2 separate regions of the Homo sapiens genome follow, and region 2 is linked to region 1. Evidence: read pairs that join two places in POLR2A ChIA-PET (ENCODE). Cell type or tissue: Panc1. All regions are shown on one strand.

Evidence for each region. Peaks named below come from ENCODE experiments on the same cell type or tissue, not always from the same donor. Only the 100,000 strongest peaks of a DNase experiment are listed, where the experiment ranks them.
Region 2: POLR2A ChIA-PET joins it to region 1 with 5 read pairs; 1 of 35 experiments calls an interaction of 5 or more read pairs at or near these places.

Annotation. Positions count from the first base shown.
Region 1 is chr11:102,259,886-102,262,385 of GRCh38, reverse strand. No RefSeq gene overlaps it. Among named protein-coding and RNA genes, the nearest start is that of BIRC3, 56 kb to the left of the region's middle. RefSeq lists an enhancer at 905-1,409. In Panc1, no CTCF peak of the experiment used is centred here; no DNase peak of the experiment used is centred here; H3K27ac peaks cover 398 bases.
Region 2 is chr11:102,526,051-102,528,550 of GRCh38, reverse strand. MMP7 (matrix metallopeptidase 7) reads left to right here. Exons shown (of 6, transcript NM_002423.5): 2 at 568-794; 3 at 879-1,027. Among named protein-coding and RNA genes, the nearest start is that of MMP7, 3.4 kb to the left of the region's middle. In Panc1, no CTCF peak of the experiment used is centred here; no DNase peak of the experiment used is centred here; H3K27ac peaks cover 1,837 bases.

The sequences.
Region 1 (2,500 bases):
GTTTCTCAGCATTTAAACACTGCTTTCTGTATTTGGAGAGACCCAAACCTCCACTACAGAAGCTGAAAATGCTGGGTATTTGCTTTCCCAAGCTACTTTGCAATCTAGAATAAAGACATTGACATGAAGTTTCCATTCATCAGATGAACTGGAAGCAAGTGATTCAAAAAAGCAGAAACCATACTGACTCTATTCTGGCACACGCAGCCTCCCTCCTACAGCCACTTCCCAGAGGCAGCAGGAACAGACATTTCGTGTCCTTGTCCAAAACTGATGATGTTAGAGGTGCAAGTGGCTGTGTGTGTCTGCCCAGCAGACTCACTCTGTAGCATGAGTTTGGGCACGTGTGATGGTTAATGTTGGGTGTCAGCTGAACTAGATTGAGGAGTGCCTAGATGGGACTAATGAGGCAATTACAAAGTCAGACTAAGGGGAGAGTTTTTGCTACTTTATATTAGAGGAAAAAAATAGGCTACCTAAGGTTTATTCTGAGGGCGCCAGATTAAGTAGGAAAGATGAAAACTTTAGGCTGAAATCATCAATGTGAATGAAATTATCAGAGATTCTGAAATCGCTAGGCTAGATCAAACAGCTGGGAGCAATTCTCATTGTGTGCTCCATTTCTATTTTAAAAGCTGGCCCATTGGCTGGGCGCGGTGGCTCATCTGCAATCCCAGCACTTTGGGAGGCTGAGGTGGGAGGATCATTTGAGGTCAGGAGTTCGAGACCAACCTGGCCAACATAGTGAAAACCCGTCTCTACTAAAAATACAAAAATTAGCCAGGCATGGTGGTGCAGGCCTGGAATCTCAGCTACTTTGGAGGCTAAGACACGAGAATCATTTGAACCTGGGAGGTGGAGGCTGCAGTGAGCCCAGGTGGCATCACTGCACTCCAGCCTGGGCGACAGAGTGAGACTGTGTCTCAAAACAACAACAACAAAATAGCTGGCCCACTGTGGCAAGCTATTGCCCAGACCTGCAACGACAAAGCCTCAAGCAGGCCTGAGGATGCAGAAAGGCATAAAAACAGCAGGAACCAGATTATGTCCCTGCAGTGAGATGAGAAGTTTTCTTTTTTATTTTCTGGAAATAGGTGGGACCCTTGAAATAATGGACAGCCTAAAGTGGTATCAAAGGCAGTCATGTTTCTCAACTCCATTGACCTGATGAATTCATCACTCTGGGAGGGCTGTTGAGACCACCAAACTGAGGGTACACCTCTGTAATTAACGATGGGGATCCTGGCCAGGCGCGATGGCTCAAGCCTGTAATCCCAGCTACTCCAGAGGCTGAGGCAGGAGTACCGCTTGAACCCAGGAGGCCGAGGTTGCGGTGAGCCGAGATCATGCCACTGCATTCCAGCCTGGGTGACAGAGTGAGACTCTTGTCTCCAAAAAAATAAAGTGGGGGATCCCAGCTGGGCACAGTGGCTCACGCCTATAATCCCAGCACTTTGGGAAGCCAAGGCAGGTGGATCATTTGAGGTCGGGAGTTGGAGACCAGCCTGGCCAACATGGTGAAACCCCATCTCTACTTAAAAAAATATGAAAATTATCCGGGCGTGGTGGCAGGCACCTGTAATCCCCTCTACTGGGGAGGCTGAGGCCAGAGAATCGCTTGAACCCAGGGGGCAGAGGTTGCAGTGAGCCGAGAATGTGCCAGTGTACTCCAGCCTGGGCAACAGAGGGAGACTCTGTCTCAAAAAAAAAAAATAATAATAATAATAATAATAAATACATAAGTAATTTTAAAAAGGAGATCCTGAGGTGCTCGTTTACTCACACCAACATGTATTCTTAATCATGTGTGAAGGTTTTGAAGCAATTGTAAAGTCTAGTGAGAGAAGCCTTAGCTAAGTCTGAGCTGTCATTCTCACCAATGTACAAACCTTGGTCTCCTTTGTGGTCTGCCGTAGCTTACCCATGCTAATTGAAGTTGAGGTGCCAGAAATTCCTTAGTATAATACAAAGGAAGTAATTCAAAGGCTTAGGAAAATAGGAATGCTGGAGTGGTTTTTTAATGGGTGAACTGCTCACTCCTCACCAAAATATGTCCCTTAAAGAGCTAGAAGATAGTGTTCACCAATACTTTTTTTTTTTTTTTAAAGATGGAGTCTTGCTCTTGTCACCCAGGCTGGAGTGCAGTGATGAGATTTTGGCTCACTGCAACTTCCACCTCCCGGGTTCAAACAATTCTCCTGCCTCAGTCTCCAGAGTAGCTGGGATTACAGGTGCCTGCCACCATGCCTGGCTAATTTTTTTTGTATTTTTAATAGAGAAGGGGTTTCACCATGTTGGCCAGGCTGGTCTCGAACGCCTGACCTCAGGTGATCCACCCGCCTCAGCCTCCCAAAGTGCTGGGATTACAGGTGTGAGCCACCGTGCCCGGCCAGTGTGCACCAAGACTTTGAGAAACACTGGAAAGGGAAGCACCAGCATCTTTGAATATTGCTATACTGGCCATCAGAAAAATGTCTAAATTGAAATGAGCTTCCTGATT
Region 2 (2,500 bases), 270 kb before region 1:
TGTGAACCTGGGCACATAAATCATTTAGTTGCTATAAGCTTTGGTTCCTTCACCGGATTATTAAATTGAACTATTTAATAATTTCCTAATATCTTTTCCCAGAGCTAAAATTTTAAGACCCTTTAACTTTTAGCTGGAACCGCATCTCAGCTGGACTTTAGATAGGGCTGGTTGACCTCAGATCTCCCCCACAGGGTCTATGATAACACAGAGAATGTCCCAGTCGTACCCCTGAGGACAGACTGGTACATGCTTCCTGATTGCTCTTACACACTTCTAGGCTTTATAAAGTGTACAGTGTAATTCTCCCCAAAACATTTAAATGGATTTTTTAAAAATTGAGGGATTCTTTTCTTTTGCTCACGAAATGGCACGCCAGTGCTTCATTAGCAATATTAAATTTTCTCCTCACTAATGCACACTTATTTTTCTCTGTGACTATGTAATTATTCTGTCTTCAAATCATTATTTGAATTCACAGGAACCAAAGGCAAGAGATATATAGGCTTCTAAGATAAAAGAATATAATAAACAAGAACTATAGATTAATTACTCTCTTTTCAATAGGACTATCTCAAGAGATTTTATCTCTATGACTCAGAAACAAAAAATGCCAACAGTTTAGAAGCCAAACTCAAGGAGATGCAAAAATTCTTTGGCCTACCTATAACTGGAATGTTAAACTCCCGCGTCATAGAAATAATGCAGAAGCCCAGATGTGGAGTGCCAGATGTTGCAGAATACTCACTATTTCCAAATAGCCCAAAATGGACTTCCAAAGTGGTCACCTACAGGTTAGTTTTGCTCTGGCTCATTTTGGCAAAAACAATAAAGCCTGTTTCCTAGGGGTCAAACATTGTTTTCTTGTTTGCTACTAGGATCGTATCATATACTCGAGACTTACCGCATATTACAGTGGATCGATTAGTGTCAAAGGCTTTAAACATGTGGGGCAAAGAGATCCCCCTGCATTTCAGGAAAGTTGTATGGGGAACTGCTGACATCATGATTGGCTTTGCGCGAGGAGGTAAGAAAGATTCCTGTAGGCTAATCCTGTGTCCTGTTTTGTTTGTTCATGGTTTATATCAGTGCTCTTTTCTTATGAAGATTAAAATCCTTTAATGAGATATGATTGGTAGATAGATAGTTAATAGATAGATTTAGCAATATTATTATAATTTTTATAATCTGGTAATATAGAGCCACTTTTTATAGCAGCAGTTGGCAAACTATGATGCATGAGCCAAATCCAGCCCACCTTCTGTTTTTGTAAATAAAGTTTTACTGGAACACAGTCAGGCTCCTTCATTTCCCTATTACCTATGACTGTTTGGGCTCAGGCTGCAACTGTGACAGAGATCACAAAGCTTAAACACTTGTTATCTGACCCTTTACAGAAAAAGTTTGCCAACCCCTGTTTTGTAACGTGAATTATTATTTATATATACAGTCATGCACTGCTTAACAATGGGAATACACTCTGAGAATGAGAACTTTGGCAATCTTGTCACTGTGCTAACATCATAGAATACACTTACACAAACCCAGGTGATACAGCCCACTATCCACCTAGGCTACATAGTATAGCCTATTGCTCCTAGGCTGTAAATCTATACAGCATGTTACTATACTGAATACGGTAGGCAACTGTAACACAGTGGCAAGTATTTGTGTGTCTAAACGTATTTAAACATTGAAAAGGTAATGTATTGAGCTATGACATTATCACAACTACTATATCACTAGGCTATAGGAATTTTTCAGCTCCATTATAATCTTATAGGACCATTGTATATGTGATCTGTTTACTGAAAGATCATTATGTAGCACATGACTATATGTTTACAATATATCTACCTAACATCGATATTAAATCAACAGAAAGAGTCGCAGCTTCCAAAGGCCTCAAGAGTCCCCTGAGAAGTGGTATATGACCTGTTGCTAATGCCTTTCATGTGGCAAGGAAGTAGGAAATGGAAACTTTCATATTAAAGAACTTAAAAATATATAACACAGCAGGGTGTGGTGGCTCACGCCTGTAATCCCAGCACTTCGGGAGGCCAAGGCAGGTGGATCATCTGCGGTCAGGAGTTCAAGACCAGCCTGGCCAATAGGGTGAAACCCCATCTCTACTAAAACAAAAATTAGCTGAGCATGGTGACGCATGCCTGTAATTCCAGCTGCTTGGGAGGCTGAAGCATGAGAATCGCTTGAACCTGGGAGGCAGAGGTTGCAATGAGCCAAGGTCACACCACTGTATTCCAGCCTGGGCAACAGAGCAAGACTATGTCTCAAAAGAAAAAAAAAAAATATATATATATATATTTTTTTTTTTTACGTGGGTTTTTCTATATGTAAAACCCATTTTTTTAGTATATGTGTTATATATGTGTGTGTGTGTATATATGTATATATAAAACCCATATACATAAATTGTTCTTAATTGCTAGTGTTTCATGGTGCAAATTTAGAGAAAAATGTTGCCCATTTCAGTCTGTTC